Linked DNA regions of Homo sapiens: region 2 is linked to region 1. A link is a contact called in ENCODE Hi-C data. All regions are on one chromosome and are shown on one strand. The core of a region is the stretch at or near the end of the contact, and the rest is flanking DNA. Distances in the headings are between cores, read along the strand shown. Region 1 holds the start of GEMIN5 (gem nuclear organelle associated protein 5). Region 2 holds the start of CSNK1A1 (casein kinase 1 alpha 1).

Region 1 (6,246 bases), core at 2,418-4,917:
TTATTTTGGGGAGAAATACAGCGACTACTTACCCTAACCTTTAATGAATGCTTTTGTCCTAAGGCTACAGAATGCTCTGGTATAAAGCTTCAAAATTTCCTACAACTGAGTGGCCTTAGGCAAGTTATTTTACGTTTGGGGACTTCAATTTCCTTGTCTGAAAAACGGGTATAGCAGAACCTACTCGTAGAATGTTATGAGAGTGAGTTAAAGCATATAAACCGCTAAACACAATGTCAGGTACGACGTAAAGCAGAGTTGTCCACAACACGGTCCCTGCCCATGTAAGCAAGTAATCAGAGAGGTAACTTGAAAAGTTGGACGCTTCCATATGGAGATGGAATAGTCTAACCTTGTCCAGAAAGATCACAGTAGACGTTCGGAAATCGCATTTACAATCGCCCTTGGGTTATGGGTAATCCTGATCCCTGTACAGTTTATGCAATAAGGTGGAGAAAAAATAGAGTGACAAAGCAGAGACTCGGGCTGTCTCATTCGCCTCAGTAACCCCAGAGCCTAAAACACAGTTAGGCACGGAGGCGCTCAGTTACCAACTGGCAGAATACTAAAGATGCCTTGGGCCCTTCCGAAACTCCGAAGCGAGAGACTCACCCCAAGGCCAGCTTCCCCCGGCTCCTCAGGTTATGTATCCATAACGCACCTGCAACATCAACACAAGCCGTCAACTCAGATTCCATCTCGACTCCCTTCTGTCGCTTAACCACTAAGAAATCCTTACCCAACTGTCCCAGTACTGCCGCCGCCATCTTTCGCCCTCCCGCTACGGAAGCCGCCGAGTTCAAGCGCCTTCTGGACAGCACGCATGCGCAATACTCTGGATTTCCTGTGGGGCTCTCCCACAAGCAGTACTTACACCCCAGGTGCCGTCACGAAGATCGCAAGCACTGGGCCGGCGCTCGAGGTGTGGTCAGGCGAACCTGGCTTGGGAATGAATTAATTAATAAAGGCCGAAAGCACGTGGGCTTCCGAAAATTCACCTGGATTCAGAAAAACTAAAGTCCCAACTCACAAACTAGAAAGGAGTAGGGGAACAGAATCCGTGAACAAGCCACCTAATCCGGTGGTCCTCAGTTTTCTTATCAGAAATGACTAACCTTAGGGCACAAGCTTGTTGTAAAGATCAGTTGAAATAGTGTGAAAGCTATTTTATTTCATTTTATTGAAACAGGGTCTCTCTCTCGCTTAGGCTGGAGTGTGGTAGCAATGACCTAGTCTCACTGCAGCCTCGACCCCGGGCTCAAGCCACCCTCTTACCTCAGCCTCCCAAGTAGCTGTGACTACAGGCGCACATCACCACGCCCGGCTAATTTTTGTATTTTTTATAGATAAGGAGTTTCCCCAAATTGCCCAGGCTGATCTCGAATTCCTGGGCTCAAGCAATCTGCCCTCCTCGGCCTCCCAAAGTGCTAGGATTAGAGGTATGAGCCACGAAACCTAGCCTAAAATCTCTTTTAAAGAGCAAATAGTTCAAATATGATGTATGCTGTCCTAATCCCTACTAATCTGGTTGACCTTCAAGAATGAGTTTATATTCATCTGGCATTTACTGCCTTATGTCAGGCAGGTATTTCACTAAATCTCATTTATTCCTCACAGCAATCCAACAAGGCATGGATTATCATTTTCCTTCTTCAAATGAGGAAACATATTTAGGATATGTTAAAGTCTCTCAACTAACAACTGGCAAACCAGTGATCAATCTACGACTAGGTGCCTCCAAATTTGTGCCCCTAGACGCCTTCAAATATATGTATTTGACCCCTCTGTATTAGAATAACAGGTAGTTCAGATTGCGGTTTGCTACCTATGCAGGAATGTCAGATACCCAATGCAAACAAGCAACACACGAGTAGTGCAGAATCTGAGCATTTTAGCATTTTTGAGTTGAAAGGAAACTTTCTTCCACACCATTTACCACATACAGCTTCCTTCACACAGCTGGCCCTCAATCAAGCAAATCAAGAGTCACTCCATTTGCTTCTCCTTCATCTTTGAGTACCCAGAACCCAGAGCCAGAATTTCCACCCAGTTGCAGAAACTGTTCTTTCCCTTTTTAATTCCAGATTCGTACTTTCATATTTTTGTTTGTTTTGTTTTTTTGAGACAGGGTCTCACTCTATTGCCCAGGCTTGAGTGCAGTGGCTCGATCACAGCTCACACCAGCCTGTCTCCCGGACTCCATATTGTAATGCCCAACCTTGTTTTTACTAACCCTGTTTTTAGACTCTCCCTTTTTCCTCTGATCACCTAGCCTTGTTTCCACTTGAATTGACTCTTGCTTAGCTAAGAGAGCCAGACAGACTCCATCTTGGCTCTTTCACTGGCAGCCCCTTCCTCAAGAACTTAACTTGTGCAAGCTGACTCCCAGCACATCCAAGATGCAATTAACTGATAAGATACTGTGGCGAGCAATATCCGCAATTCCCAGGAATTCGTCTGATTGATAGCACCCAAAGCCCCCAGTCTATCACCTTGTAATAAATAGTCTTAAAGCCCCTGCACCTGGAACTGTTTACTTTCCTGTAACCATTTATCCTTTTAACTTTTTGCCTACTTTATTTCTGTAAAATTGTTTTAACTAGACTCCCCTCCCCTTTCTAAACCAAAGTATAAAAGAAAATCTAGCCTCTTCTTCCGGCTGAGAGAACTTTGAGCGTTAGCCATCTCTTGGCCACCGGCTAAACAAATGGACTCTTAATTCGTCTCAAAGTGTGGCGTTTTCTCTAACTCACTCAGGTACAACAATATTTTTGTTAAGTGGCCTCTTGTGCATATCTTTTTTTGTTTTGTTTTGTTTTTATTTGAGATGGAGTCTCGCAATGTCGCCCAGGCTGGAGTGCAGTGGCGCAATCTCTGCTCACTGCAACTTCCGCCTCCCAGGTTCAAGCGATTCTCCTGCCTCAGCCTCCCTAGTATTTGTTGTCTAGGGATTGTTGCATTTTACTTTTTTTTTTTTTTTGAGATGGAGTCTCGCTGTGTGGCCAGGCTAGAGTGCAGTGGCGTGATCTCCGCTCACAGCAACTTCCGCCTCCCGGGTTCAAGCGATTCTCCTGCCTCAGCCTCCCGAGCAGCTGGGATTACAGGCGCCTGCCACCACACCCGGCTTATTTTATTATTTTATTTTATTTTTGTTTTTTAATAGAGACGAGGTTTCACTATGCTGACCAGGCCGGTCTTTTAACTCCTGACCTCGTGATCCTCCCGCCTCGGCCTCCCAAAGTGCTGGGATTACAGGCGTGAGCCACCGCACCCGGCCTCTTGTGCATATCTTTAAAACACCTCCACAACTAGCAAAGTGCCCTGGCACATAGCGCTCAAAAAACGTTGGACGGGATAGTGGTTGAACAGCTCCAAATAATAAACTGGTAGCCTGGGGCGGTGGTTCCACTAGTCTAATCCTCTAATTTTGTGCCTTTCTGTGGGAAGTGAGAATGCTTAACCTCGGGGCTGTGCTCAGGCAGCACCTGACCCTAGCCAGGGTTGGGGCGGACCTCCTACCGCGGGCTAGGTACTGAGGGCCAGTGCAGCACGCGTGGTCCCGCCCTTCCCAGCCCGGCGGTAGCGGGAACGCAACGCGCGGTGCTGGCTGGGCCTCGACGCGCACCGTAGCGACTGCCCGAGAAGGCGGGGCTCGGAGTTCACCCCGCCCCGCTCCCTACCTAAGGCGTGAGGCTACGAGCGGTCGGCTGTGGCAGCTTCTCTTGTCTCTGACGGCTTGTAGTTATGGGGCAGGAGCCGCGGACGCTGCCGCCCTCCCCCAACTGGTACTGCGCCCGCTGCAGCGATGCCGTGCCCGGGGGCCTCTTTGGCTTCGCCGCGCGGACCTCCGTCTTCCTTGTCCGCGTGGGCCCGGGCGCAGGCGAGAGTCCAGGGACACCCCCGTTTCGAGGTAACTCACCACCCTTGGGCCCGAGACTTACTGCCCTTTGTACGCTCCCCAGGGGCGCCGAGTGGACGACTCCACCCCGTTTTCTACAGCTAGGGAAACTGAGGCCCAGGCTGGGAGGAGAGGCAGCCCACAGTCACTAAGCTGAGTTGCTTCTGGTCTCCTAATGAGCTACACCATGCTGTGGCCGAGCGGTCCCGCCTCCTGGAGCTTCCACGTGGGGCCGCTTGCTTACTGAAAAGTTAGCCTTGTATAGTCTCGGCCATTTATATGGCTCCCCTGCCCAGCCTGGTGCGCGCCAGCCCCCCGGGAGCCTTCCTGGGGTTGGGGGCTAACCACAGCTGCAGGCCCTAAGCAAGATCCTGCAACGTGTGGCATTCCTTACTGTAAGATGAATGGGTTGAACCAGATGCTTTCAGGCTCCAAACTAGGCTTTGATTGTGCCTTAGGATATGACATGCCAGGTGATTTATTCTGGCCACATCTAAATAAGAGTCACTTTCACATTATTTGAGCTGCTTTCCAGTCTGTGAACTAAGCAGAGCAAGGTATATCAACATTCATTTCACAGTTGAGAAGCTGAGGCTCAGAGACTTGTTCGAAGTCACGTGGCACAGCCAATATCAGCACTTGGGAATTCTGAGTGTAAGTCCGTCGGTGTTTCAGTTATACCATGGGTTAAGTAACTCCAAAGCATCTGCTCACTTGTCATCCAACAACAGTATGATTCTGCCAGGAACCTTGGATAGCACTTCGATTAACCTAGCGTCTGGTTTTGCTTAAAGTCATAGGAGAGTTGGTGGGACACACCGAAAGGGTCTCTGGCTTCACATTTTCTCATCACCCTGGTCAGTACAACCTCTGTGCCACCAGCTCCGACGATGGGACTGTGAAAATATGGGATGTAGAGACAAAAACAGTTGTGACAGAACATGCACTCCATCAGGTACCATGGCTTACTGGTTTCTCAAACCGTTTTTATCTATCTGTGCTGAGGGTTCTTCTGTTGCAAGCTAGTTTTGCTAGCTCATCTGTGCAAAGTAACTTGTAATTGTGTTCATTAATTAGATAAGAAACTATATTGTAAGATGTCTCAACTTTTTTTGAAAGGAGATATATACAAACCAGAGGTTGGCAAACTGCTCTGTGCCTGTTTTTGCAAATAGGTTTTATTAGAATACAACCACACTAATTCATTTAAGTATTGTCTATGACTGCTTTCATGCTACAAGAGTTGAGTAGTTGCAACAGGCATGGTATGGCCCACAAGGTCTAAAACAATTACCCTCTGGTTATTGATACAAATGGACTCCTGATATAGACTGTAAATGCGTGAATGAAACTCATTTCTAAGCTAGATAGTTACTTGATGTACCTGCCTTTTGAGAGAACAAAGGAAAAGACCTACTTAATAAGAACTTTGCATTAAGCTATTTAAAAAATTTTTAATGATTATTTGATCCCCAGTAGTCTAAATCTTCCCACCATTTTGTTAATATCGTGTTGCTATAGAAGTACTACTAATAAGTATTAATTACTTTTTTTTTTTTTTTTGAGACGGAGTCTGGCTCTGTCGCCCAGGCTGGAGTGCAATGGCGGGATCTTGGCTCACTGCAAGCTCCGCCTCCTGGGTTGACGCCATTCTCCTGCCTCAGCCTCTCGAGTAGCTGGAACTACAGGAGCCCACCACCACGCCCGGCTAATTTTTTTATGTTTTTAGCAGAGATGGGGTTTCACCATGTTAGCCAGGATGGTCTCGATCTCCTTACCTGGTGATCCACCCGCCTCGGCCTCCCAAAGTGCTGGGATTACAGGCGTGAGCCACCGCGCCCGGCCGTATTAATTACTTTTAATGTGTATATGTAGCATTATGCTGGTTTGTGATACAAGTTAAAAATTAAGTAGAACTTCAGCATTGACAATAACAAATTTTTGTTTTGTTTTAAAGCATACGATATCAACATTACATTGGTCTCCTCGAGTAAAGGACTTAATAGTATCTGGGGATGAAAAAGGAGTAGTTTTCTGTTACTGGTTTAACAGAAATGACAGCCAGCACCTCTTTATAGAACCCAGGACAATTTTCTGTCTTACTTGTTCACCTCATCATGAAGATTTAGTAGCCATTGGGTAAGTACTATGCCATCTGTATTGATGATTTTTGTTTGTTTATGATCGTGTTTTGCATTTTCTTTACCTTCTCTGTCCTTTTATTCCTCAAAGGAAACCATCTACAGATGTTAACCACTCCCCCTGAGCCCCTGGCATCATTTATTCCTCCAGGTCTTTACTGTCTCTGCCACTCCGTTTTTGTTTCCTTGGTTTCCATGGTACTGTAC
Region 2 (6,246 bases), core at 1,956-4,455, 5.4 Mb after region 1:
TTTGCCATTCTTAAATCCAATAAATTTAAATCTTAAGAAACTAAAATCACATTTGAAAAGGCTAGACCCACTCACATCTCATTTTTGTGCATTTTGCTGGGCACTGTCAGTGTTGGAATGGTGACTATAGCAGGCAGGAAACAAAGGAGGACTCATACCTTATATACAAAATTATAGAATCTCAGGGTTAGAAGGGTTTCCAGAAGTCATTTAGACCAGTAGAATTTAATGGGCTTACACAAGTTCTAAAAAAAAGGCGAGGAGGATTAGACATACAAGTACCTATCATTCATTCATTCATTCATTCATTTATTGAGACAAGGTCTCACTCTGTTGCTCAGGCTGGAATGCTGTGGTTTGATCATAGCTCACAGCAGCCTGGAACTCCTGGAGTCAAATGATCCTCCTGCCTTGGCCTCCCAAAGTGTTGGGATTACATGCATGAGCCACCGTACGCAGCTTTCAACTTTTTTTTTGAGACAAAGTCTCACTCTCTTGCCCAGGCCGGAGTGCAGTGGCACAATCTCGGCTCACTGCAATCTCTACCTCCCCAGTTCAAGCGATTCTCATGCCTCAGCCTCCCAAGTAGCTGGGATTACAGGCATGCGCCACCACGCCCGGCTAATTTTTGTGTTTTTAGTAGAGACAGGGTTTCACCATGTTGGCCAGGATGGTCTCGAACTCCTGACCTCAGGTGATTGCCCTTCCTTGGCCTCCCAAAGTGCTAGGATTACAGGTGTGAGCCACTGCACCCGGGCTCAACTTTTAACCGAGCAAGAATATTTTAAAAACCAAAACCATCTACCATCGGCACCTTTTTATAAAAGAGCATTTTAATGACACATATGTGAAAAGACTAAATCTCAGAATGAAATATAATGTGAAATCAGATAAATAAATGAAAGATGTATTGCTTACTTTTCTCACATCCTCATGGCAAACTTTGTTAGCCACTTGCACCTGTCCATACACAGATCTTTGGGAATCACTAATTTAGACCACTTCATGCCCACCCTTACCCTGCCCCCGGCTTCATTGAGCATTTTTATCACAATACCAAAATATCCGTCTAAATGTATACCTCATCCCCTTATGGAGAACTCCTCAAGCTGAGGAATCCATTAAACTTTGGATGTGTGTGAGAAAATTAGCAGAAAAGGAGTGATCTCTGGAAAACTCAAGATGCTTAAACTTGGCTTTTTTTTTTTTAAGACCAGAATTGATTAATTAATTAATTTTTTAGATGGAGTGGAGTCTCGCTCTGTCTCCAGGCTGGAGTGCAGTGGCACGATCTCGGCTCACTGTAACCTCTGCCTCCCAGGTTCAAGCGATTCTCCTGCCTCAGCCTCCCTAGTAGCTGGAGCTACAAGGCACATGCTACCATGCCCAGCTAAGTTTTGTATTTTTAGTAGAGACAGGGTTTCACCACGTTGGCCAGAATGGTCTCGAACTCCCGACCTCAGGTGATCCAGCCGCCTCGGCCTCCCAAAGTGCTGGGATTACAGGTGTGAGCCCACCATGCCCGGCTGCATTTTATATCAGAATTTAACAGCAGATTTTAACTTAGTCAAAACATGCTTTAGAGTCACCAAAGGAGAATGATGTCTAACAGTGCTGATTTGGGAGTTGGGCACCCTGAGTGTTGGTTGGGCTTTAAAAACTTCATGCTAAACTTCAGGGGAAGTCTCCTCCCCTCTCTCTTCAGTTGTCTTCCGAGATGAACCCTATTACTAATTACTTGACCACCTTTCAAAGTTGCAGTTAAAATTCTTCACATTTTTCTCCCATTTCTATTTAATTAATTATTTTTTTTTTGAGACAGGGTCTCTCTGTTGCCCAGGCTGGAGTACAGTGGCGTGATCTAGTCTCACCGCAACCTCCGCCTCCCGGGTTCAAGCGATTCTCAGACTCCCGAATAGCTGGGGTTACAAGTGTGCGCCATCACACCCGGCTAATTTTTGTATTTTTAGTAGATACGGGGTTTCATCATGTTGGCCAGGCTGGTCTCGAACAACTGACCTCAAGTGATCTGCCCGCCCCGGCCTCCCGAAGTGCTGGGATTACAGGCGTGAGCCACTGCGCCCGCCCCCCATTTCTATTTTAATTAAATTTTATTTAGGATAGGCTTAGCTTAAATTTTTACGACTGAGGTCTGACTTAAGATGATAGCATCAACCATGGAGTTTTCTTTCGTGAACATTATTATTACTAAGCCCAATTTTCCCAGGTCAAATTTTGTAAAACAAAACGTGGTCAAAATTTGATTCTCTGATCGATTTTTTGTAAAAAAGAAAAAAATTACCGTGTAGTTTTAAATGTTGTCAATTAAATTTTGTAATAGTTACCTCTACTCTGTTCAGGTTAATACTGAGGTTTTCAACAAGACCAACATACGATTCTTTTTTTTTTTTTTTTTTTTTTTTTTGGTGGGGTTGAGGGGACATAACAGTTTTTTCACTCTTGTTAAATTAATTTTCTGTTGATTCCATCTATCCTTAATCTTCATTATGAGCAACATACCAGGTTTTCTTCTGAAGATCATATGTGGTAGTGAGGCAATAATGCAAAGACATAGGATGGCAGGGGGATTCCGGCTTCTTTCTTTCTTCCCCTCCTGTGGAAAGAGGGTCTATAACACTCCGTAGTAGATAGGACAATTCTAATTATGAAGGGTAATTAGCTAGGCTCTGCTACAACCGAGAGCCCTGAGAGATTCCTCGACGCTGGCTGCTTTTCTCTTCCTCTCCACCAGAGGCGACAGCCTCTTTCCAAACAGAAACTGGGTTGGAATAGGCCGGTCCGGGGGAACGGCCAGAAGAAAGATCAAAGGTTAAAAACCGCCTCAAAGAGCACAGGTCAATACCCAACTCCTAAGGAGGCCTTAAGCTTTCATCTGCCACGAAACATGAAGGTGACTCCTCCCAATATCAAGGCCGGGGGGCCACTCAGCCTTCCAGAGACCCGGCGGGTCCGAGGCGAGTAACAGGTAACACCTGCTGAGCCGCCGCCGACCGGAAGTGGAAGAGAGCCCGGGACGGGGGTGAGGACAGGCCGCGGCACGCCTGCGCAGTCAGCAGGAGTTGCAGCGCTCATGCGCAGCTGGGCGGTGACAGGGTGACGCTCGGAGCGTGGGCCGCGACTCTCACGGATCCGGTTCCGCCCTCTCGCTGCCGATCCTTCGGAGCGAGCGCCCGAGATCCCTTTCCCAGAGTGCTCTGCGCCGTGAAGAAGCGGCTCCCGGGGACTGGGGGCATTTTGTGTTGGCTGGAGCTGGAGTAACAAGATGGCGTCGTCCGCGGAGTGACAGGGGTCCCTCTGGGCCGGAGCCGGCGGCAGTGGTGGCAGCGGTATCGCCGCCCTAGCTCACCGCGCCCCTTTTCCAGCCCGCGACGTCGCCGCGCAAGCGAGGCAGCGGCGGCCGCCGAGAAACAAGTGGCCCAGCCTGGTAACCGCCGAGAAGCCCTTCACAAACTGCGGCCTGGCAAAAAGAAACCTGACTGAGCGGCGGTGATCAGGTTCCCCTCTGCTGATTCTGGGCCCCGAACCCCGGTAAAGGCCTCCGTGTTCCGTTTCCTGCCGCCCTCCTCCGTAGCCTTGCCTAGTGTAGGAGCCCCGAGGCCTCCGTCCTCTTCCCAGAGGTGTCGGGGCTTGGCCCCAGCCTCCATCTTCGTCTCTCAGGATGGCGAGTAGCAGCGGCTCCAAGGCTGAATTCATTGTCGGAGGGAAATATAAACTGGTACGGAAGATCGGGTCTGGCTCCTTCGGGGACATCTATTTGGCGATCAACATCACCAACGGCGAGGTAATCATCTGGGGTGGGGTTCACGATAACGCTGCGCTTTTACTCATTCCCCCCACCACCACCGTGCACCCCCAAAGTGCTCGGGCCTCTCCTCATCGCACGCACTCGCCAGGGAGTCCAGGGAGCTAGTTTTCCTGGCTTACGAACCTCGTCCGCTGTCTCCCTAAAAGGGTCAAGAACCCGATAGAAAGGTTGGGGGAACTAGTTTCCCACCTTGTTAAACACGTCCCATAAATGTCCCTTAGTCGAGCTTTTTTTTTTTTTAACCGTCTTTTAAGGTGGAAACGGCAAAATCCTCTTTCAGTGATTCCCATGTTTTTTTTTTTTTAATTCTTAATTCTACTGGGCCTCTTGTTCCAATTAGAACAGTTTCCGATCGCCTAGTTCCTTAAAAACCTCTCACTACGTTCAGAGGTTGCCTCTTTTTTCTGGATGAATCATTTTCCTGCACTTTAGAGGACGTACGGATTTCGTCACTACCCCCTGAAGAGGCCTTTGAGGCTGGTTGCCTCGTTTTATAATTACCGAGAGCTTTCTCTTTCCAGCTTTTCACTTCTTCTTGTAGTCGCGACTTGGAGTTTTGCTAATGTCTCCCTCCTTTCCTAAGTGACATTGAATCCGTAGGGATGTTGATGCCATCATCCCCTCTTTCCCCTGCAGGAAGTGGCAGTGAAGCTAGAATCTCAGAAGGCCAGGCATCCCCAGTTGCTGTACGAGAGCAAGCTCTATAAGATTCTTCAAGGTGGGGTTGGCATCCCCCACATACGGTAAGAACCCGGTGCATATAGGCGATCCGCTGAGGGAAGCACGGAATGGGGAAGTGGGTAGAGGCAGGTAATGAGACCAGCTGAATCCGGGTCTTGGTGTTTTAGTTACCTGGGTTCCCTATAGCTGGTGGTTTCCTGTAAGTCAGTCATCTCAATTACTGAGTAAATTTCAGTTTGCCAACTTATTTCATTGTATTACACTGCTCCATTTCGCTTCCGTCATTCTCACTCTTCCCGAGGCTTTCATTTGCAGTTATGCGTGCAGGTCATCTTTGATCCCTACGCGGAAGGGTTGGCTGCTGCCTTTTTTACGGCGGCACTTCTGATGTACTTAGGTTTGTCCAGTGAAGTGGATTTGAAGGTGCCGAAGCGACCCGGCAGTGTCAGTTCGAGTTGCTATTGGAGCTGGCTTGGGAAATGGCTGCTCTTTTGTTGTGTTTTTGTTCCAACATGTCTTCCTCCTCCGCTTAGAAAATGGCGGAACGACGTGACTCAACCCCATATTCCTGCCCTTTTCTCAGCTTGAGTTCACAAATTATGCTTCCTTGATTCCTCCTTTAGCAGCCCCGAGTGGATTAAACCTTTGAAAAGCCAAGAATAAAGCTGCAGGAGGCGGTGTGGAGGTTCGAGGAAGGAGATGGCATAGTGACAGTGTTTGTGATCTCTGCAGCAGATGTGACACGAAATTGTTGAATTACACTATGTAAAATCCTTCGTAGTTCTTTTAAAAGTGTTAATTACTCTTTCTTTTCGTGAATGGTCATATTTGGCACGTTTCAGTCGGGACTAAATTTGTATAGGTAGTGGCAAAGGCAGTTTGAGCAGCACCAACTATGTTAAAATTTACTCATATCAGTTGTATTTAAAAAAATCTTAATCACTTAGCCACACTTTGATAAGTAATTTTAACCTGTTGAGTTTGTCAGTAAATCTTCACATCAGAGAAATTGGGGCCTTTGTTGGTGTGGAATATTGGTGAGTGCAAATAGCAGTAACGAGGATAAAAGATGACGAGATAGACATTGTTCTGTCAAATGGTTAACTTTACTTTGGAGGGTTTTAATGTTTTAACTTTTGGGATTAAAGATCCTCTTCATGGAATGGAGACTAAAATATAGTTTAAAGCCCAGCTATTTTCCAGCAATAATCTAAAATAACATTTGCAAAATTATTCAGAATAGGTAAGAATGGTACTTACTGTTTACTGGAGCCTCTTCTTTAAGACGGAGTTTTCGCTCTTGTGGTCCAGGCTGGAGTGCAATGAATGGCACGATCTTGGCTCACTGCAACCTCTGCCTCCCGGGTTCAAGTGATTCTCGTGCCTCAGCCTCCTGAGTAGCTGGGATTACAGGCGCCCGCCACCACGCCTAGCTAATTTTTGTATTTTAGTTTCACCACGTTGGCCAGGCTGGGCTCGAACTCCTGACCTCAGGTGATCTGCCTGCCTCGGCCTCCCAAAGTGCTGGGATTACAGGCATGAGCCACTGTGCCCGGCTTTTTTTTCTTTTGAAACGGAGCCTTACTCTGTTGCCCAGGCTAGAGTGCAGTGGCGCAACCTTGGCTAACTGCAGCCTCCGCCTCCCAGGTTCAAGTGATCCTCCTGCCTCAGCCTCCCAAGTAGCTGGAATTGCAGAGCTGCACTACTACGCCTGGCTAATTTTTGTATTTTTAGTAGAG

What was found. Hi-C counts contacts between places; a loop is a spot of excess contacts on that map. Pooled maps may share reads with other maps.
Region 2: a pooled map shows a loop between it and region 1 (6-fold over the local background). The contact joins the promoter of CSNK1A1 here to the promoter of GEMIN5 in region 1. A Hi-C loop is called at or near these places in 5 of 50 pooled maps.

What each region holds. Positions count from the first base shown.
Region 1 is chr5:154,935,632-154,941,877 of GRCh38, reverse strand. It overlaps GEMIN5 (gem nuclear organelle associated protein 5), which reads left to right and starts at 3,667. Exons shown (of 28, transcript NM_015465.5): 1 at 3,667-3,910; 2 at 4,693-4,853; 3 at 5,856-6,037. The coding sequence starts at 3,745. It overlaps MRPL22 (mitochondrial ribosomal protein L22), which reads right to left and starts at 805. Exons shown (of 7, transcript NM_014180.4): 1 at 740-805; 2 at 613-661. The coding sequence starts at 767. RefSeq lists enhancers at 706-865, 3,369-3,418, 3,809-3,988, 3,580-4,171.
Region 2 is chr5:149,548,398-149,554,643 of GRCh38, reverse strand. CSNK1A1 (casein kinase 1 alpha 1) reads left to right here and starts at 3,205. Exons shown (of 10, transcript NM_001892.6): 1 at 3,205-3,802; 2 at 4,463-4,569. The coding sequence starts at 3,680. It also overlaps a transcript of ARHGEF37 not described here. RefSeq lists enhancers at 2,628-2,697, 2,255-3,048, 2,748-3,417, 3,448-3,507, 3,638-3,697 and 4 more.